Regions from separate parts of the Homo sapiens genome. Here regions 1, 2, 3, 5, 6 and 7 are each linked to region 4. A link is a contact called in ENCODE Hi-C or POLR2A ChIA-PET data. All regions are on one chromosome and are shown on one strand. The core of a region is the stretch at or near the end of the contact, and the rest is flanking DNA. Distances in the headings are between cores, read along the strand shown. Region 1 has its middle 6.8 kb from the start of ADTRP. Region 2 overlaps TBC1D7-LOC100130357 (TBC1D7-LOC100130357 readthrough). Region 3 has its middle 55 kb from the start of ADTRP. Region 4 has its middle 74 kb from the start of EDN1. Region 5 has its middle 140 kb from the start of NEDD9. Region 6 has its middle 120 kb from the start of TMEM170B. Region 7 overlaps ADTRP (androgen dependent TFPI regulating protein).

Evidence for each region. Hi-C counts contacts between places; a loop is a spot of excess contacts on that map. ChIA-PET counts read pairs that join two places held with the same protein, here RNA polymerase II (POLR2A). Pooled maps may share reads with other maps.
Region 1: a pooled map shows a loop between it and region 4 (3-fold over the local background). The contact joins two enhancer-like sites. A Hi-C loop is called at or near these places in 3 of 37 single-sample maps with no recorded cell type and 3 of 50 pooled maps.
Region 2: a loop to region 4 is called in a pooled map, with 5 times the contacts of the local background. The contact joins two enhancer-like sites. A Hi-C loop is called at or near these places in 3 of 37 single-sample maps with no recorded cell type and 2 of 50 pooled maps.
Region 3: a map with no recorded cell type shows a loop between it and region 4 (17-fold over the local background). The contact joins two enhancer-like sites. A Hi-C loop is called at or near these places in 14 of 37 single-sample maps with no recorded cell type and 4 of 50 pooled maps.
Region 5: a loop to region 4 is called in a map with no recorded cell type, with 4 times the contacts of the local background. The contact joins two enhancer-like sites. A Hi-C loop is called at or near these places in 3 of 37 single-sample maps with no recorded cell type and 3 of 50 pooled maps.
Region 6: a map with no recorded cell type shows a loop between it and region 4 (4-fold over the local background). The contact joins two enhancer-like sites. A Hi-C loop is called at or near these places in 11 of 37 single-sample maps with no recorded cell type and 4 of 50 pooled maps.
Region 7: a loop to region 4 is called in a map with no recorded cell type, with 4 times the contacts of the local background. The contact joins two enhancer-like sites. A Hi-C loop is called at or near these places in 1 of 168 maps with a recorded cell type or tissue (GM12878), 9 of 37 single-sample maps with no recorded cell type and 5 of 50 pooled maps. POLR2A ChIA-PET finds 5 or more read pairs at or near these places in 1 of 52 experiments (GM12878).

Annotation. Positions count from the first base shown.
Region 1 is chr6:11,784,081-11,787,054 of GRCh38, reverse strand. No RefSeq gene overlaps it. Among named protein-coding and RNA genes, the nearest start is that of ADTRP, 6.8 kb to the right of the region's middle. Within about 2 kb of position 1,459, at least 4 of the 41 ENCODE cell types and tissues checked have a DNase peak (open chromatin) inside an H3K27ac peak, as active enhancers do.
Region 2 is chr6:13,302,466-13,305,573 of GRCh38, reverse strand. TBC1D7-LOC100130357 (TBC1D7-LOC100130357 readthrough) reads left to right here. Exons shown (of 9, transcript NM_001318809.2): 8 at 387-512. The coding sequence ends at 473. TBC1D7 (TBC1 domain family member 7) reads left to right here. Exons shown (of 8, transcript NM_016495.6): 8 at 387-623. The coding sequence ends at 473. Among named protein-coding and RNA genes, the nearest start is that of TBC1D7, 25 kb to the left of the region's middle. RefSeq lists an enhancer at 2,424-2,473. Within about 2 kb of position 1,698, at least 33 of the 41 ENCODE cell types and tissues checked have a DNase peak (open chromatin) inside an H3K27ac peak, as active enhancers do.
Region 3 is chr6:11,832,556-11,835,359 of GRCh38, reverse strand. No RefSeq gene overlaps it. Among named protein-coding and RNA genes, the nearest start is that of ADTRP, 55 kb to the right of the region's middle. RefSeq lists an enhancer at 739-1,038 and silencers at 1,261-1,451, 1,299-1,528. Within about 2 kb of position 1,384, at least 3 of the 41 ENCODE cell types and tissues checked have a DNase peak (open chromatin) inside an H3K27ac peak, as active enhancers do.
Region 4 is chr6:12,362,617-12,365,638 of GRCh38, reverse strand. No RefSeq gene overlaps it. Among named protein-coding and RNA genes, the nearest start is that of EDN1, 74 kb to the right of the region's middle. RefSeq lists an enhancer at 1,704-2,023. Within about 2 kb of position 1,583, at least 10 of the 41 ENCODE cell types and tissues checked have a DNase peak (open chromatin) inside an H3K27ac peak, as active enhancers do; they include GM12878, where a contact is called at or near this core.
Region 5 is chr6:11,372,752-11,375,813 of GRCh38, reverse strand. It overlaps a transcript of NEDD9 not described here. Among named protein-coding and RNA genes, the nearest start is that of NEDD9, 140 kb to the right of the region's middle. Within about 2 kb of position 1,458, at least 4 of the 41 ENCODE cell types and tissues checked have a DNase peak (open chromatin) inside an H3K27ac peak, as active enhancers do.
Region 6 is chr6:11,654,213-11,656,998 of GRCh38, reverse strand. No RefSeq gene overlaps it. Among named protein-coding and RNA genes, the nearest start is that of TMEM170B, 120 kb to the right of the region's middle. RefSeq lists a silencer at 1,156-1,325. Within about 2 kb of position 1,263, at least 6 of the 41 ENCODE cell types and tissues checked have a DNase peak (open chromatin) inside an H3K27ac peak, as active enhancers do.
Region 7 is chr6:11,712,941-11,715,844 of GRCh38, reverse strand. ADTRP (androgen dependent TFPI regulating protein) reads left to right here. Exons shown (of 6, transcript NM_032744.4): 6 at 1,333-2,322. The coding sequence ends at 1,367. Among named protein-coding and RNA genes, the nearest start is that of ADTRP, 64 kb to the left of the region's middle. RefSeq lists an enhancer at 1,320-1,469. Within about 2 kb of position 1,389, at least 4 of the 41 ENCODE cell types and tissues checked have a DNase peak (open chromatin) inside an H3K27ac peak, as active enhancers do; they include GM12878, where a contact is called at or near this core.

The sequences.
Region 1 (2,974 bases), core at 210-2,709, 580 kb after region 4:
GAACGCAGGGTTGGGAGATGTCGGGTAAGGACAGGGCAGGTGCAGTGACGAGAGTGGTTTGGAGTCCACGGAAACTGGGAAGTATGTTGTGTGTGGGGCTTAGGGGTTCATTGAGAGGGCCTTTGGCTGCTTCACAGAGGGGCTGAGCCAGGAGGGCAAAGTTGGGAATCCATGTCCTAAAGAAACCTGCCAGTCCTAGAAAGAGAGAAGTTCATTTTTTGAGGAAGGCGGGGGCAAGCTGTTTATTAAGGTTGCTTGTGCTGGGGTCATGGCTCGGGCCCCGGGGGAGAGTTGGACTCCTAAGTATGTTACTGTTGGGGTAGATAGTTGGGCAAACAACAAATCTCTATTAGCATTTATAATTTACCTGCTACCATGAATAGTGCTGAGGGCACAGAGATGTATCAGACACCCCTGGAGGAGCTCATAGTGATTGGCTGCATCAGTGAAGGTTCCAATAGGAAAAGGCATTTCCCTCAGCTGAGAGTTTAATGATGGGACTATTAGCACAAGGATGGGCAAAGGTAAGACAGTTCTGTAAGAACTGTGGAAGTACAGATCAGCTGTAAAGGGAATGAGCCATCTGAGACGGGCTCTGTGCACATTACGAGGGTAGGTGGAACAAGTACAAGTCCCGCCGACTTGCCTTGTCTTCAGGTTTAACATCTGAGAGCTATATTGGTTAGCTGTTTGTTTAGCAACAGCAGCTGGAGAACCCCTCTCTTGTGTCAAAATGAAACCACACTTCAGCAGACTTGTTCACCATAATCTCAAGGACTCTGTGCCCTGTGTCCCTATTTCCTGCTCATCGCTGCTCAACCTGCAGACGTCACCTAGGAGTGTCGTCCAACCCCTCCCGCTGCAGCTGGCGCCATGGTGTGTGTGGGGGTGTGTGAATCTGTGTGGGGTTGGGGCATTTCTTCAGAGGCCAGCCCTGGTCAGTTGCTCCCTTAGTTCAGTTGGCGTCCCAGCTTTGGGACATGAGATAGTCACTGTTGCAGGTTCCCTGAACCCCATTTCATACCGAAGGAAATTAACACCCCAGAGAAGCTGATGGCTGATCAGCTCCAGGTCCTGAAGCATATACAGGCTTGGACTCAAGCCCCTTGCCCTGACTCCCTGCGTTTTGTACCTTATCCCTTGGTGACTGGCCAAGAAATGGGTTATATCTTTACCAGGAAAAACTGTTATTTGTGCCGGTGGCCATGACTACTTTACTGTGGGACTCCTTTCATCCTTATCTTCTCCTACGTGGTGTCTGGAGTTTCCCATGACTTACTCAATGCATTCATCGTTAGCTCAATCTTCCATATATTTAGAATGACAGAATAATGTGCAGGATAATTTAGGCTCCATTAGTACTTTGTGCATACCTCTATTATAGTACTTATCACATCATGCTGTAATTTTTTGTTTACATACCTGTCTCTGCCACTTGGCAGTGAGTTCCTCCGGGGCTCAGGCTGTCTTACTCATTTCTGTATTCCACCTCCTCCCCACAACCCAGCAGCTGAACACGTTGAACACAGTAGGTTTTTAATGAATGAGCCGGCTTTAGGGTAAGGCTCGGTAGACTGGTACACCTGGTATTCCACATATTCATTTATTCAGCAAATATTTTCATAACTGCTACTATTTTTTAAATTGCCAAATAAAAATTGTATACATTTGTGGTGCACAACATGATGTTTTGAAATCTGTATGCACTGTGGAATGGCTAACTCAAGCTAATTAATATATGCATTACCTCACCTACTTATCCTCTTTTTGCGGTGAGAATACTTTTTTTTTTTTTTTTTTGACAAGGTCTGACTCTATTGTCCAGGCTGGAGTGCAGTGGTGTGATGCTGGCTCACTGCAACCTCCACCTCCCACACTCAAGCAATCCTCCCACCTCAGCCTCCCAAGTTGCTGGGACTACAGGTGCACATCACAAAAACATAATTTTTGTGTTTTTAGTAGAGACGGGGTCTTGCTATGCTGCCCAGGCTGGTCTCAAGCTCCTGGGTTCAAGTGATCTTCCCACCTCAGCCTCTCAAAGTGCTGAGATTATAGGTGTGAACCACCATGCCTCGCCAAGAATACTTAAAATCTACTCTGTTAGCAATTTTCAAGCATACAATACATTATTACTAATTATAGTCACCATGTTGTACAATAAACCTCTTACACTTATTCTTCCTGTCTAACTGAAATTTTATATCCTTTGACCAACTTTCCCCAACCCCCACTCCCACCTCCGCCCCAGGCCCGTGGTGACCTCCATTCTACTCTCTGCTTTTTTAGACTGCACATATAATGAGGTCAAGGAGTATTTGTCTTTCTGTGCCTGGCCTATTTCACTTAACGTAATACCCTCCAGGTTCACCTGTGTTGTCACAAATAGAAGTTTCTTCTGTCTGAAGACTAAGCGTTATTCCACTGTGTATCCGTACCATACTTTCTTCATTCATTTATCCATCGATGAACACTTAGGGTGAGTCCCTGTCATGGCTATTGTAAATAAGAATGTTGCAATGACTGTGGGAGTGCACGTGTCTCTTTGACATACTGATTCATTTTCCTTTGGATATATACCCAGTCGTGGGATTGCTGGATGATATTATAGTTCTATTTTTAATTTACTGAGGAAATTTCATACCGTTTTCCATAATATCTGTGCTAATTTATTTCCCACCATCAGTATATCAGAGTTTTCTTTTCTCCACATCTTTGCCAACACGTGTTTTCTTTTTTCTTTCTTTCTTTCTTTCTTTTTTTTTTTTTGGATAACATCCATTCTGACAGGTGTAAGGCGATATCTCATTGTGGTTTTAGTTTGCATTTCCCTGAGGTTTAGTGATGTTGAACATTTTTTATATATCTGTTGGCCATTTGTATGTCATCTTTTGATGTCTATTCGGGTCTTTTTCCCATTTTTTAAATTGGGTTATTTGTTTTCTTAGTCAGCAGATGTTTATTAGGTACTTACTGT
Region 2 (3,108 bases), core at 449-2,948, 940 kb before region 4:
TCATCATTATAACCAGAGGTGGCTAGCAGTGCGAAGCCTGTGCTAAGTATTTTCCATGGGTTACCTCATGTCCTACTGTGAACAGCTCTGTGAAGTCAGGCTATCATTTCCCCCATTTTAGAGATGGGGATCTGAAACCCAGGTAGCTTAGGTAACCTGCCCGGGGGTGCACAGTTAGTGAGCAGTGCAGGATTTGAACCCAGGCAGGCTGACACTGGAGCCCTTTCATGTCCTCAGGTAGCATGTGACGCAAGTCTTTTATGCTGTCACTTTCTGAAAAACAGTGCAAACTCCCATGGAAGTGGATTTCATGCCACAGCGAATGAGGGAAGACACTGAAGTTGTCAACACTGAAATTTCACAAAGACTGATTTGCTTGCCCACAGATTCCCCAGGACAGCTCAGACGCGATCGTGAGCAAGGCCATTGACTTGTGGCACAAACACTGTGGGACCCCGGTCCATTCAAGCTGAACGCACCCGCTGGTTGTGGACCGTCTGCCAGGCACCACAGTGAGCATTGTGTTCTTGGCATGTGATCTGGGAAACTGATTGAATAATACACTTTTCTTGCTTTGGTGCTCAAAGTGGTTTTTTTCCCCCAATAAAATTATTTAATTGAAATGCCTGGTGTTGCTGTGTTGGCGAGCAGCATCTTGCAGTTACATAGAAATGTAAAGTTCATCTCTGAATAGCATTTCAAAAGGGTTGTTAGAAAATAGCTCCCTGATTTTAAAGCGGTTTAGTCAGGGTGAGTGGGTGTGTTAACCAGCAGTGCATAACTAAGCCTGCCCTGCCTGTCTCTAATTAGCACCAAGCTAGTTACTTTCAAGGTCTGTTTCTAGAATAAGAGTGACTTCCTTTTGTTGACACCTCAGATTTGGCTTTTGTTGATGCAATACGTGTTTAAATCCAAGCCAACTGCCTTCTGAGGCTTCATCTTGCTAAACAGGCTTTAAACAATTCCTTACTCTTTTTTCTCTTTGGGCCAGTTGGAATGAAACCATTATTGAACAAAATGTGTTTGAATTGCTCCTAGGAGCAAGTACTTGTTGGATATTTTGCTGCACTCACATTTTTCTTGATGGGGTGTTAAATGTGGGATGTTAGGGTGCACTGTGCCACGCACTAAAGCAGTGAGAGAAATGGCCGGTGAAGGTGAACAGCTCATCACCCCTGGGCCACCTTGTGCCACGTAAATGGCATGGCCACTCTTCACTGGATAGTTCCCGGCTTTGGGAGTAGTGAGTGAAAGGGGACCCTTTGTTTCACACCGGTTTAGCCTTCAGACCTGCAAGAGCCTGAGTGGTGAGTTGGATTTTCCACCCACCCCCTAAAAGACGAGGGCAGCTATGAACTTATAGAGGTACAATTCTGAGAATTCAGGCCCTCCTTAGTGTGTGAAATATCTGTTGAAAAAAAGTTCAGAGAAAGTGTGAGCTGTTGAAATCTGCTGCTTCTGAATACTAACATATCCAAGAGTATTTAATTTTTTAAAATAAAAATGCACTCCAAAGAAAAACCTTTTAAAGCAAAATTGCTGCCTAGAGTTAAAATTTTAATAAAAAATGACTTATTGCCAACCATTTATGCCGGAGCCAGGCAGGAGCGCTGGTACTCTTAGGGAGCAGGAAGGCTTAGGGGCTGAAGTTCCTCTGACTTCGCTGCTTTGGCTGGAGGCCAGCTGATCTGAAACGAAAGACTCTTACTGTACTGCTGAGAGATCTAAAAATAAATATTCTGCAAGTATATTCTGTCAAACCCAGTTTGGTAAAACCTTTCTGGCTGTAGGGTGTGGGGCGGCGATTTTTTCTTGAAGTTAGTCAATCTGAGAGTTTTTATTAAAACACTGATTGGCGGAATGATTTTTTTAAGGCCCATCCTGAGAAAGTGGTGGATGGAGAGGATGAGCATCCAGTTTCGCTTCATAGCAGAATTTCACTTTGCTGAGAGCTGAGTGTTTTGAAAATGTTTGTGCCTGCTGTCTTGGGTGAGGAGCGCAGTTCCTGATAAAAATACATCCATATGCCTTTTCTTCAAAACATTTTGTCAGGATACTGCAGAATTTTTCCTTCATATATTACAACCCACGGTTCCTGTCACAGACTATTGCGGCTAAAATGTGAGATTCTTCCTCGCCCTTGGAAAGCTGGAATTTAACATGATCAAATTTAGTTTCTGCTCTTTCCCGTCTAGAGATTTGCCTTAAACACAGATGAGAGAAGATCTCAGTCCTCTTGGCCAGGAGAAAGGAAGGCCGAGGAAGGTTGGAGAGTGTGTGTGTGTTGGGGGTGTGGCTTTGGCCTGCTGACAAATCGAATGGATGGATTGCGTCGAGGTATAATTGTGTAGAGGATTGTGTGTACACAGGCTTGTGTGTCAAGGCTGTTTCAGGAAATGAGGTCAGGGTTCATGAGAATGAAGCACTTTCTTTGTTAATGGAAAGTTCGCCTGAAAATTATGAGGCAACACTGAAATCATATGATGCGCTGAAGGAGCTCCGAGGACCTTCTTGCACTGTAGCTCTGGGTATGACAGGCACTTGCCCTGTCTTGAATTGCATAAGTTTCCTGTCATGTGGTTATCACGTCCCTATGGTGACTCAAGGTTTTGGTGTTTTCTGTCTGAAAATGAAGAACCTGGAGGGAAGCCAGTGGGGATGAGGAGGGTAAGCAAAGAGCTTAGATGCCCAGGACCAGATCCTAAAATGAGTCACTGGCTCACATGGCCCAAGTGACAGCGCCTGCTCGAGCTCTGTGACCGTAAGCAGCAGAGTGACATCCCAAGTTCTCCAGCCAAGGCAGCCTTTGGGGAGCCTGGTGAGGGGTGTGGGGTGTGGACAGTGAATCTGCCCGGGTCACATAAGGTCAGCAGCCTTTGTCTTTAGCTGGGTGTTTTGGGTCTAGAAGGGCCAGAAGGTGCTTTCCTCTGCCCTTGACAGAGAGGGAAAGGAGTGTGGGAATTTGGGGAGCAGGAGTTGGTGGCATCTCCTCTGTTGGTGAAAACAAAGAGCCGTTTCTCCTTGAGACTGTGTGCCAAATGAAACTGTCCGTGGCTCTTGGCACAAGCCGTGGCTCCTAGATCAGCTGATGTTCCTCCAGAGCTGGCA
Region 3 (2,804 bases), core at 135-2,634, 530 kb after region 4:
ATTGTTGAAGAACCAGTTAGGAGACTTGTTTCCTCACCACACATTATTTTTGTGTTTTCATGCATCTCTCGGGATTTGAATGTCATTGCTGTGGAACAAATGCTACAGCCATCAGGGAAGCCACCAAGGCCAGAGACAGACCTCAGTGCCAATTGGATAACGCCTTTAGTGGAATTGGGGTCTGAGCCAAACCCTTTCATGTTTCCTGCTCTTAAAAGGGCATGCTGAAAGACAGGAGGGAAAGGTGGCCAGTCTAGCAACCCCAGGCTTCAGGACTGGCTTTCTCCTCTTGCCAGTGAGCAGTCAAACTACAAGAAGAAAAAAATTCATGCTGCCCCACCCCTTTTTTTAATGTCCAAAGAACATCAATTTTAATTTAAATGATTTCTGGAAAATGAATTGTCATTTTTTCTGAGAGAAAGGAAACACGGTCATGTTTGCATTCTCTTAAGAAGATGCAACAGCAAATACTTTTGGTACATACATTACAGGAAAAAAGTCAATAAAAAACAAGAAGAGCAAGATAAATGGATGATCATATTGATCTAAATAGAACAAAGACAGTTCCAAACCCATAATCTCTAAAAATCATTACACACACACAAGCATGCACCTATCTTTAGGAGTTTTTACCAATCGATAAGCAAAAACATGTATTAAATACCTATGTGTATATAAAAGGCACTGAGCTAGCAGCTTTTTTCTGATACCTGAATTCCAAAATTCAAGGGGTCTTATTACTAGCTAAAGGTAGTACTACCTAAGCAAGAAAAGAAAGAAGGCAGTATTGTATCCCATGCATACTCTGATACAATGTTCTTCAAGACCAGGTCACCCACCTGTTGGTTATTTTAAGAAGGGGAATTCTGGCGGCAGCTGGGACTCTGCCATAAATAACTTAGACGTCAACGTTCTAACACTGAAACCTTCTTGTCACATCTTTCTAAATGAATTTTGGAGGTATCTCAGGCAACTGGTCTGTCCAGAGCCATAGAAAACGGCAGAATCATGCTTATGTTCATGACCATTTTCTTTTTATCTGCCCTCTCCACCTGCAAGCTGGCTGTGGGCTTCGAAGAACTTTCCTTAGTGCGAAGGGCTGAAGAACAGCAACAGCACACAATCATCATTGTTACTATCTCAGGCTATTGACATCAACTCAGTCAAATAATTAAACCCACTCATATTTCAAAAGCTTCTAGTAACTATCATGGCCATTAATTTTAACCTCAAAATTCCACTCTCGGCATTTGAAGTTCTGCCAGAGTTCCTGATTACTTTGAATATTTGTCTCCTCCAAATCTCGTGTTGAAATTTGATCCCTTGTTGGAGGTGGGGCCTGGTGAGAGGTGTTTGGGTCACGGGGGCGGATCCCTCATGAATGGCTTGGTATCCACTTGTGGTAATGCAGGAGTTTTTGCTCTATTTGCTTACCTGAGAGTTGGTTGTTTGAAAGGGCCTGGTACCTCTCCCCTCTCTCTCTTGCTCCCTTCCTCTTGCTAAGTGATGCCTGCTCTCCTTCATCTTCTGTTGTGAATGGAAGCTCCCTGCAGCCCTCACCAGAAGCAGATGTTGCCACCTTGCTTTTTGTACAGCCTGCAGAACTGTGAGCCAACTAAGCCTCTTTTCTTTATAAATGACCCATTCCTCAGGTGTTCCTTTATAGCAAATGCACTGAGATAACGCCCAACCTCCCTGTGACTATGCTTCTGACCCACTGCAGCTTCACTGGCTCCTTCCTCACTCTGATTCTTCACCTGATTCACTGCTTCCTATTCTAATGGCTTTCCTGTTACCAAGAAGAGCTCAGTATCCACCTGTCTCCCCAAAGGCCTCCCTCTCATGCGAACTGAAAAAATCTTGGCTGGGCGCAGTGGCTCATGCCTGTAATCCCAGTACTTTGGGAGGCTGAGGCAGGCAGATCATGAGGTCAAGAGATTGAGACCATCCTGGCCGACATGGTGAAACCCTGTCTCTACCAAAAATACAAAAATTAGACAGGTGTGGTGGCACACACCTACAGTCCCAGCTACTCGGGAGGCTGAGGCAGGAGAATCGCTTGAACCTGGGAGGCAGAGGTTGCAGTGAGTCAAGATTGTGCCACTGCACTCCAGCCTGGTGACAGAGCAAGACTCCGTCTCAAAAAAAAAAAAAAAAACTTGACCTAAGAAGTGTACTATACATCCATGTGACACATATGTCTATGTGTGCAAGTGTTTTCTACATCATGGTCATTTGTAGGGAGGCTCACCTGCCCAGAGGTAAATAAAATTCAAGTTATTCAAAACCATGACATTAATGAATTCAACCTTAAAACTAGCATTAAAAATAACAACAAACACTCATGTTCAAGTGGGAACTTGAGCCACTGTCTTAATGTTTCTTCCAAAACTCAGCAAAAACAGGTTCTTTAAAGTTGATTTGAATATCTTTTGTTTATTTTGTTTATCGCTTGATTGGGACTAGAACATTTTTGTTGCTGTGCCCTTTTTTTCTCAGTATGTGTCAATGCACAACAATTCAGTTGGCTTTGACTGGCACTGGCATTTTCTCCCAATATGGGCATTTGCAAATAGGAAGAACAAACCGCATACATGTATATGTACATACCTTTACATATAAGCTCAAGCACAACTAAAACCCTACTTTTGTGAATGAGATTTAATCACTATATATCACATCTTAAATAAGAATTGTATAATCTTTAAAACATCCTAGTACTGAGTCTCATACTTAGAAGGTATTCAATAAATGTTTGCTGTAGCAACCACAGAAGATTTAGCTCACAAAAAGTCTAAGTGATT
Region 4 (3,022 bases), core at 334-2,833:
TAACCCAGAAGCATGGTGTTTTCCTGGTCTTTGGCTGGATCCCTGCTTCCTCAGCCTAAACAGAAGTCTACCCTGTGAGAGTCCCCTGCTGCGGGCACTTTTCCTGCTTGCTGCTAAAGGAATTCCAGAGAAACAAAAGCAAGGAGGCCGCTCACCCCTTCCAGCCCCCACCCAGAAGGCATTTTTGCTTTGAGATTCCACCTACAGGCTCCACTGGTGAAGTTTCCCCGGAGCAGAGTGCCTCCATTCCGTTCCTACTTAACAGTCATGGTGAGGTTAGAAGGTTAAGGGAGCCTGCCCTGCAGAGAAATTTGCAAAGATTAACTAATGCAGACAACAAGTGTCCGGAAGAGCAGAGAAATGTGAGGTCTACTTTATGGGGAAAGCTACCCAAGGCAGACAGGAGGAAGTTTCAAGCACAATTGGACAGTATCTCAGAATTGTGTGGATGTGTGTGTAATAAGAAGTATACATAAAAATCTACATAATATATATTTTATATATAGTATGGGTTTTTACATACTGTATATAACTGTATATATACACACACATAACAGTGTGTGTGTGTCTGCATATGTGTGTGACTATATATGTCTGTATATATGTTACGTGTATGTATATGTGTGTGTATATACACTGTTACATACACACACACACACACACACACTGTTGTGGGCTAAACTGTGTCCCTCTAAAATTCATATATTGAAGTTCTAATGCTCAGTACCTCAGAATGTGACTGTATTTGGAGAAAGAATCTGTAAAGAGGTAATTAAGGTAAAATGAGGCCATATGTGTGGGTCCAAATCCACAACAATTGATCTCCTTATAAGAACAAGAGATGTAAGACACAGACACACACAGAGGGAAGACCCTGTGAGGACACAGGAGAAGACGGCATCTACAAGCCAAGGAGAGAGGCCCCAGGAAAAACCAAACCTGCCAACACCTTGATCTTGAACTTCCAGCCTCCAGAACTATAAGATAAATTTCTGTTATATAGGACACCCAGTCTGGTATTTTGTTATGGCAGGCCTAGCAGACTCTCTCTCTCTTTCTCTCTTTCTCTCTCTCTCTTTCTCTCTCTCTCTGTCTCTCTCTCACACACACACACACACAGACACACACACACACACACACACACACAGGTTGGCCACTAAGTCTGAAAACACAGACAAACATATTTTAAAATATTTATTGTTTTCCTACTACAAAGAATGATAAAATGATATTATCTAAGAGTCAAGATTTTATGGCCCGCTCTATAGGCATAAACGTCTCGGCCTTCTCCCTGCACAGGGGGAAGGGAGGGTAAAGTAAATATCGAGTCAACGATAAGGCTGAGAAGGAGCCTAAGAAGTCTACTGCACAGTGCTTGGCCAGATTTGGGGGTGAATGTTCCGTTTCCCCAAGAATAGCTTCCTTAGAGTTCTTTTTCCTCAGATGCCATTAGGCTCTCTTCAACCTTGTCCCATGGCATGGCCACACTCGGCCCCCACTTGGCCTTTCACCAGGCACCCTCCATGCGGCTTTGGACGTCTCCGTGCTCTGTGAATGCCCTTCCCAGACATTCTCCAGCAAGGCCTCAGCTGAGGGGGAGGCAGGGCAGGGCTATGCCTGTCTTGAGTTGGTTAATGATTACCAAGAATCTGGAAATCCTTCTACCATGGTTATGCACAGAAACTGAAATGTCAAATTAAAAACAGAACCCCTGAGATAAGAAGAAAGTGGGACTGAGAAGCAAGAGCCCAGCTTGACCAGTGAGGCTCTGGAAAATCTGTGGTTTTGGGGGACAAGAAAAAGTTCCTGTTTTTTGCGGCAGTAGTGATTATAAAAATAGCAGTGTCATCATTTTGTTCAATGAGGAAGTCCAAAAATAAATATATGGGGTGAGCTAATGAAGGACTTTCCATGACATCTCAGGTCACAGAAAGGAAAGAAAGGGGAACTTCTATATTTAAAGGTCCTATTATAACAGGAGCTATGTTTCTTTCCTATTTTTTTTTTTTTTTTTTTTTTTTTGAGATGGAGTTTCACTCTTGTTGCCCAGGCTGGAGTGCAATGGTGTGATCTCCATTCACTGCAACCTCTACCTCCTGGGTTCAAGCAATTCTCCTGCCTCAGCCTCCAGAGTAGCTGGGATTACAGGCATGTGCCACCACGCCCCGCTAATTTTGTATTTTTAGTAGCAACAGGGTTTCACCATGTTGGTCAGGTTGGTCTCGAACTCTTAACCTTAGGTGATCTGCCTATCTCGGCCTCCCAACGTGTTGGGATTATAGGCGTGAGCCATGGCTCCTGGCCTGTTTCTATAGCTTATCTCATGTAATTTTGACCATAATCATATAAAGTAGACTTTATTATTCTTATTTTGTACAGGAAGAGCTGAGAAGTTAGGTAATACAGACATTGTTGGTTGAATGACCCAGCAGACCTTCCCATCCTTTTCTGTCTGCTGCCTTTCTCGATGGAAGTTGGAGATGGTACATATTCTCCTTTTCTGCCTTCTTTGCAGCTGTAGATGGCCTGACTACATGACAAAGTTCTAGCTAATGACATATATATGTATGCAGAATAATCCCAAATTTACATCTACGGCCTGGACTTCTAGTCTATATCAGAACTTAAGTATCCAACTGCCTACTCAACATCCCTATTTGGGTAGCTACTAAGAATCTCAGCCTAACATATCCACTTCTGTTCTCCTGTACTTCCTGGCTATAGCTGCCTCTGTTCGTTCTTGTCATGCAAGTAAAGAGCAACTCATTGCTCCAGGTGCACAGAACTGCAAACTCAGCCACCCTTGCCCCTCTTTCTCTCACACTCTGTATCAAGAGTATCCAATCTTTTGGCTTCCCTGGGCCACATTGGAATAAGCATTGTCTCTGGTCACTCATAAACACACTAACAATGGCTGAAGAGTTTTTAAAAATCACAAAAACATCCCATAATATTTTAAGAAAGCTTATGAATTTGTGTTGGGCTGCATTCAAAGCCATCCTGGGCCACATGCAGGCTGTGG
Region 5 (3,062 bases), core at 209-2,708, 990 kb after region 4:
TTGATTGACTTATGGTTCTGCAGGGTATACAGAAAGCATGGTGCTGGCATCTGCTTCGGGTGAGGCCTCAGGAAGGTTACAATCATGGCGGAAGGAGGAGCCAGCATATGACATGGCAAGAGAGAGAGAAAAGGACAGAAGGGAGAGGTCCCAGAGTCCTTTAAACAACCAGATCTTGGGTGCGTTAACTGAGTGAAAACTCACTCACCATCAAAGGGACAGCACTAAGCCACTCATGAGGGATCTGCCCCCATAATCCAATACCTCCTACTAGGCCCCACCTCTAACACTGTGGATCACATTTCAGCGTGAGATTTGGAGGAGACAAACATCCAAATTATATCACCTACCACAAAAGGAACTATTGTCTTAAAATTTTGTTAGTCATTCCCTTACTTTACTTTTTGATTGGCCTCCTAGGTCTAAGTGTATGCATAGACATATATGCATAGGTATATATACAATTTGCATATAGTCAATTTCTGCCTGTTTGGGAACTGTAAGTAAATATAATCATACATAAGCATTCTTCCAAGACTTGCTCTAGGGTCAACATGATATTTCTGAGTGTTATCCATGTTGATGCCAAGAGATGTTGATAATTCATTTTCACAGCTGTATAGTATCCTATTGCATGAATGTATGACAGTCTATCATTTCTATCAGTTGGCAGTGCTAAGTCATTGACAAAAATGATGGTTCAGAGTTAGGATTTCAAGAAGGCACAATTGCCACCAAATTTATCCCTGTTTCATGCACAAACTACTTGAGCAGAGAAGTGAAAATTTTGCCTCAAGTTAGAAGCAGGTTTTAGCTAGGGGACATCAAAGGAGGGAAGGGGTCTTAAATGGGAGAGGAAGAAAGGGCTAAAGTGACTCCCCAAGATTAAAAAATAAAAACAAAAAGAAAAAAAAGAATCTTCCTGGACAGACAATTTGTGACTGGGCTAGCCCATGCTGATTGTGGGCAAATTAAGGCTTTCACTCTCACTGTCACTTCCCCTCCAGATAAGCCCTTGGGGAAAAGTTCTATATGAATACTTAATTTACAAAAGTATTGTTCCCCAGACCAGCAGATTGGGTTCCATGAAGGTCCATCACTTTGCTTGATCCTGAAGAGAACCAAATTTCATATAGTGCTCATCTATAAGCTTCCTATTGATGTATTTTTTATATTCACCTTTTTCTATAGCATATGCGACTATGCAGCTACCACACAGTTATCAAATAGTAGTGTCCATGAACCTTTAGTAACCTTTGACTAGTTTCCATGACTCTGAAATTCCCCACCCACAGCTTCACTTGTAAAGAGTGGAAATATTTAGAGGAAGTGAGACTATCAGCAGCTCAGCCTCACCATGGGAAGCATTTTCTCCTCAAAGCACAGTAGTATGCTGGTGCCTTCTGTCACACTATCAGGACATGGCTTTAGCAAGTACAGTGTCCTCTCAGCACCTGTTCCTCATGCAGGTGCTTTGCATCATATAATCGTCGAAACATTAAGGAAGTAATGCTCTTTGTCACTCCACCGGAGTGGAGAAGTTAAAGTCAAGAGTGTACTTCAGGGGTTGTATCACTGGTTTGGCTTTAGTAGTTGTGAGGTCTTGATGGGTGAGAGTGATCCCTGGCAAATGACATATATTGATTGATTCATTGAGTGAGCAAAGGAGTAAGGTGGGTGTATTAGGGTTCTCCAGACAAACAGAACCAATGGAATGTGTGTGTGTATATATATACATATATATATAGAGAGAGAGAGAGAGAGAGAGATTTATTTTATGAAGTTGGTTCACACAATTATGGAGACTGGCAAGTCCAAAATCAGCAAGGCAGGCTGGCAAGCTGGAGATCAGGGAAGAACTGACATTGCTACTTGAGTCCGAAGGCACTCTGCTAGCTGAATTCCTTCTTGCTCTGTGGATGTCGCTCTTTTTTCTATTAAGGCCTTCAACTGATTGGAGGCCCACCTACATTATGGAAGGTCATTTGTTTTGCTCAAAGCCTACTCATTTAAATGTTAATCTTTTAAAGAAGATAGCTTTGCAGTGACATCCAGAAGAATGTTTGATCAATATCTAGGTACCTTGGCTTAGCCAAGTTAACACGTAAAATTAACCATCTCAGATACTGTATCCATTTCAGAAAATAATTTAGTAGATATTAATATTTATTGAACATCTGTTAAGGACTCTGTATGGGCCAGGCACCATATTAGGTGCTGGGGATTCAGCAGGAAAGCCAGCCAGACAAAATCCCTATTTTCAAGAAGCTTACATATGGAAGGGTGGAGGTTTGAGTAATTAAAACACTCGCAGTAGTTTTCATGCCTTCAAGAAGCACTGCAGATACAACTCAAGTCAATCAAATCCATTCTCCCATATACATATGGTATTGGGGTATAGTGAAAAGAGGAACAGAGGTTCTGACTTCCTGGACTTTGTCTTCTACTGAGGACCTCAGGTCTAAATTATATGATGACCATAGACACATTTTAACAATTATATACAACATGTTATTCATTATGTAGCTTTCAAAAGCACATATAATTCAGTTATAAAGGATGATGAAAATTAACAAATTGCATACAATTGTATTAAAAATAAAGTGACAAAGGTATTTTGTACATGATTATTTCATTTTCTTCATGAGTTTTTTTTTTTTAATTTTTATGGCAAAACAGTTCAAGGAACCACTTAACGAAGGTGTTTGATTTCAAAAGAATTGATTTGGGAAGACAGAACTGCTTGATGATGTCTGTTTCTTTGTTAGCTTTAAGTAACTGGTTTACTCAATTGGCCTCTTCCTTCATTGTGTTTTGGAGTTTTTTTGACTGAAGCAAAGACAAGCATTAAAAATAAAGACATTGGTTTATGTTGTTTAGAACTGAGAATCCATTTAAAAAAAATGAATTGGAGTATCTATGCCAGATTGCTCTTACATGATATATGTGGCCATGGGCAGAGGAGGGTTGCATTCTTAATTTATGCCCTGAAAGAATATCAGGCTTATTTCTCAAAAGGAAAAATACAAATGGCAAGCAGGTATATGAATAGGTGCTCAACA
Region 6 (2,786 bases), core at 14-2,513, 710 kb after region 4:
ACCAAACACAGAGGAAAGTGGAGAACTCATGGTGAGCTTTTACTCCTGTAACTGCATCCATTCCTGCTTCGCTTACTGAGTTCCCTCCACACTTGCATCTCAAACGCTGAACTCAAACTTGTCATTCTCCCTCTCCTCCCATGGCCTTTGAATTTGCAATTCCCTGGCCTAAATCTTCCTCACCTCTTCCCATCCCTTTGCCTAATTACTTCCTCCTCATCCTTCAAATCTCAGCTCCAGGGTCCCTCGTTAGGGAACACTGCCTATTCCCATCACTCCACGAATCTAGGTCAACTTCATTAGCTCCACAACATCCAGGGACAGCAATCTTTGCCTTTAAAGCACCTCCCGCAGCTTGTTGATGCACATTCATGCGAGTGGCTTGACGAGTATCTGCTTCTTCCTCTAGACTAGAAGCAGCCCAAAGCTGGAACGTAGTTTTGGTTACCACTCTTCCCCTGGCTTCTAAATACGATGCCTGGCACAGTGAACACTCAATAAATATTCATCAAATGAATGGATGAATGAATAAATAAATGAATGCACACCTCTTTTACTTCAAAAAAAAAAACACTTCTTAAGAATTGAAATTTAGCAATAAATTGGCCAATGTTTTTCCTATCTTTAGCGTGCCAGCACTTTCTTCTGGAGACCATGAGCAGGGGCAGAAAGACATCATCCCCAGCAGCACTCACATCTGAAAGCAGGCGGGTGTCCCTCTGCAACAACCCCTGCTCAGTTAGATTGCTTTAGGATACCCTCTTTTCTAAACAGAACAAAATTTTAACCAGACCATAAAAGCTGGTTTGGGATCTGAAAGAATAAGATTGTGCAGCAAATGATAAAAGGAAAAACCCAGCCATGCCTCCCTGTTCTGCCTTTTGTTTGGGCATCCTGTGTCCTGCTAGGCCTAGAAGGGGGTTGATGGAACCGTTTGTTGGCTGAGAGACTGGATTTTAATTGTCCTGCAAAGCTCCAATAAAGCTTTGTTTCAAGTCTTGAATTTCATCCATGTTTCCCTTTTAACAAACTTCAAGGAAATAACTCACCCTGAACTGCCACAGTGTACTGCCAAAGCGCTAGCAAATAAGAAAGGCACATGCTTCCTGAATTTGGGTGAATGAACCGACAACACTCACTTTAAAGGGTTTTCTTTTTCTTTTTTTTTCCTTTTAACTAGGAGAGAGAATGCGGACCAGGCTTTCCCTCAGCAATTTTTCTAATGAAAACATTTGGTGCCACCTGGTGGCCAAATTTACACGGACGCCTCAGCCTTCGCAGAGTACAAATGTCTCCCGGTTGAACTGGATATTAAAAACCCTGGTGCTACTCGGGAGGCTGAGGCAGAGTGGCATGAACCCGGGAGGCGGAGCTTGCAGTGAGCCAAGATCACGCCACTGCACTCCAGCCTGGGTGACAAAGCGAGACTCCGTCTCAAAAAAAAAAAAAAAAAAAAAAAAAAAAAAAAAAAAACCCTAGTGCAACCAATTTGGTAAATTTCTAAGAATATAGAGAATTTAAATTTCTCCTTATTGAAGACAAAATTCCCCACCTGCGTTCCACCACGCCTCTTGGGGACAATTTGTTTTCCTGAACAGGTGGCTTTCTTTAAGTGAACATTTTCTCTAAGGTAATATGCTTCATGCAGAGTTCACTTTTGAGCTAAAAGAAGGGCAAGAAGTGCAAATAATTATTGTGGCATGAGAGAAGGAGAAGGAATTGCCCAGAAATCCTTTAGGCCCCTTCAGTGTCTACTGGCCTAGGATTCCAAAAAGGTTTGAGAATGTTTCTCATACTCATATTTGGCCCAAGCACACGGGTCCAGTGGGTCAACTTTCACTTTGAGAAAAGCTTCAAATTCCACATTCTTGGATAAAACATAAATAGAGCCCAGTTAGTCCCTCTCAGGCTTTTATGAACTAGAATCATATTTCTTAACCTATCATTCCTGAGTGTGAGAAAAACAAGAGGAATGATATGTAATGTCTTAACAAGCTGTGCTGGGATACCAATTTTAACTGGCCAATAGAACCAACGCAGATTATGTTTTAGAGAAATCTAATCCCTTATAAATCAGCTGTGTGTAAAAACCCTCACATAAACAAGTGATGTGTTGTGAGTAGCAAGGAGAAAAAAAAAATTCTCCTGGAAATGTGTAGGTCTATTAGCGGAGACAAGCGCTGCTCGCCTCGTGCTCCATACTCCGAAGGGCAATTCATGTTAAAGGCAGTAGTGGGCTGGCCCCCTTTATGCTGAACATAGGAAATACAGAAAAACATCTACGAGACTGAGCAAAGTGGTAGTATTTCGTGCACTGGCTGGCTCAGCACCAAAATTCAAATCAATACTCCAGAGAGAAGAGCCCCCAGAAACAGCCCAGCAAGAGCTTGGAGGGTTCAATGATCATTTAATTTAAGCCCCTCTTTTTACAGACAAATGAACACAGGCCCCCAAGAGTTTAGGTGATGTTCCCGTGGGCCCTTATCAAGTTAGAGCAGAGCCCAGGGAGAGAGAGAGTTGAGGTCCTCCGCTCTCTGCTTCTGCCTCCACACTCTGCTTGCTCTGACCAACGTCCTCCCACCGGCGATGCAGAACTTCAAAGGGATGGAAAAGGTGGCAAAGTCACCAGTGAATCTGTGTGATATACATAACTGATGACTTCCTCCTTTAAAAATTTTTTTGAGAGAGGGTCTTGTTCTGTTACCCAGGTTGGAGTGCAGTGACACAATCGTAACTTGAAATCCTGGGCTCAAGTGAGCCTTTTGCCTCAGCCTCCCGAGTAGCTG
Region 7 (2,904 bases), core at 140-2,639, 650 kb after region 4:
AAAGCAAAAAAAAAAAAAAAAAAAAAAAAAAAAAAAAAGCTGGGCATGGTGGTGTGCACCTCTAGTGCCAACTAGTCAGGAGACTGAGGTTGGAGGACTTCAGCCCAGGAGCTCAAGGCCGCAGTGAGCTGAGATTGTGCCACCGTATTCCAGCCTGGGCAAAGACCTTGTCTCAAAAAAAAAAAAAAAAAAAAAAGGGAAAAACAGAAGAGAAAGAAGTAGACACACCAATGAAAACAACGTGAAATCCATAAAGCTTGATAAACAATAAGCCTCGGCTGAAGTGACTGGGGTAGTCTAGATTGATGAGGAGCAGACGAAGAAGACAGAGTTTTGATCTTGAAAATTTTGCATGAGATGAATACAAGGATAGCCATGAGGACTGCATGATCAAGAGGTGGCCATCCTAGGAAATCAGTGTAATTAAGGGGCCACAAACAGGACTTCAAGTCACCAGTCATGATAGCCTCTAAGAAGTGGAGTTCCAGCAGAATGGAATGAGTATAAGATATCTAGTGTTTACTGTTAAGGATAGAATTGATGAAGGTGGCAGGGTTTGAAGGGTGAATCATGGAATTAGGAGCATGGATTTGCTGCAGGAATACCAAGCCAGAACTACCAGGGCTGTAAGTTCTGGAATGGAGGAGAAGTTTTTAAAGTAGCATTGACAGTATTTGGCAACAAGCACAAAGGATAATGAGCTAATGAAATTTCACAAATTGCAGAGCTTACACAAAGATTTATGATCATTAAATATGGAGTACCAACTTGTTGGCTGAATAGAAGTCATTCTACAAATCTAATGCTATAATTTCAGTAGAATAATGCCCCTCTAATGAGCTTACTCAAACCTAATCCATATGCCAGTACTTTTCCACCAGGCTGATGAATTCATTTGCTAAGAGGTCACAGAATGACCCCAATTAGTTGAACATCCACCCTTCTATTTCCTCTCTAATTTGATGTGGTCTCTTCATCTCCATCTGCAAAGTCTCAAAGTTTGCTGATGGATTGTGTGTAGCCTGCAGACACTCACTCAGAGTCACAGCAATATGCTTCCTCTTAGCTATGCAGAGTACCTGAAGGCAAACAGCATCGTGGGTGCCTGGCTAACTGTGAACCCAGCACTGAGGGAGGACGGCAGAGTTGTTCTCTGCCCCTGTCATCGTGGCAGCTGTTTTTTCATAACTCCTTAAACTGCATCTTGTCACCTTGGGAAAAGTGTGTTCAACTTTCCACTGCCCCAAGTCAGAGTGAATCTCTACCCACAACAAAAATACCCATTAGGGAAAGCCTGAAGCCTGAGGTCTGTCTCTGTTCTTGTTTGTACAGGTGACATGAGGCAGCCACGGAAGAAGAGGAAGTAATTGCACACCATTTTCCAAGAACCAAGAAAGAAGAAAACACAAGAGATTTTTCTCATCTTTTTTTTTTTTTTCTGGTGGAGGGAGGTGGTGGAGGAACATAGCAAAGTAGGAGGGACAGAGAGTGATACTTAAATTTAATAAGAGGTTCGTGAAGGTAGCTTAACTTGAGAACTCTTGGTTTTTTGAAAGGTTGACTGCACATGCCAAAAACAACTCCTGCTATCTCAGAATTAATTATCTTTGACCTTCGTGGAGGATGGTCTCTGGTTAAAATCTGGCCAAAGAAACTCACATAAACTTGGTGTTAGAGAACATCTAGAGAGAGAGAGAGGAACTTAGAGTCATTTAAACTCTTCAGTTTACAGAGAAGGATGCTGAGGACCTAGATGAGAAGTTACCTGCAAAAGGCAAAAGGGTTACTTAGTGTCAGAACCAAGGCAATGACTTCTCTCTCCCAGATCTCCTAGCTACTGGTCCTGGGCCATTTTTTTTTTTTTAAATAATCCCAACTTTCTTTAAAAGACAAGCATTTCAGTAAGCTAGTTATTTTCATGGGTTGCTCATCCATTTTTTTCAGTGATCTAAAAATGTAGGGAGATGGCTACTACTGAAGTTGTCTGTCTACTTGGGATAATAGCAAATTAATTGAAGACAATGGGAAAGTAAGTTATAAAAAATACTGGGAAATCTGTTTCTCTTCTGAGCAAGCATTCAGGGCAGGTATAAACATCAAACATAGTGACATTGTCAAAACCTCTTCCATTTGAACATTGATTAATTCATCAAATAAATGGTATAGTAATAAATTTTGCTTGCAGAAGAATCTGGATGGGAAGTGATAGAATTATAAGGGCTGTTGAGATTGCTTTGCTACAAAGCACTTTTCTGAATTAGTGTGTGGTTTAACAAAGCTGATTTCCAGATGCTTAACAAGGATTCATGATCCCTGCTGTGATTTTCCTAGTGTTATTTTCCTGGCCTTTATTTGTGGGCACATTTTTTAAAGAACACAAATGGCAAATGGCTATTGGTGGGTAGACATATTTGAGTCTACTAGTATGTCACTAGGCTCATATGGGTTGGGGTGTGGACACTGAAGGAAATTGGACTTGGACTTCCCAACCTAACATTATGTAGGAGAAATCTGGTAAAAATGAGCAAGAGTGGTCTTGAAGGGTTACAGAAGAGGACAGAATATCTCAGGTGGGAAGGCAGCCTAAGGGAAGACCAGGGCAGGCACCAAGAAACCTGCTTAATTCCCACTTCTTTTTCTACTGTTCTGTTAATATGGGCCTCAAGTCTTTTCCAGTTGGAGCTGGGAATACCACCTCTTTCCCCACATCTACTGCTGCCTCTTCACTGCTCCAAGCACCTGGTCTCAGCAGGAGCTCAGAAACAGTTGCCACAGTGGAAATTCCCCAAACGTGAAGCCCTCGGGGGATCACCCAAATGTTCCACACCCCAGAGGTGACTCGGGCTGCGTAACTCTCAGTCACAGTAAGCTCTTGGTGGGGATGAGCCTGCAAATTTCTATTTG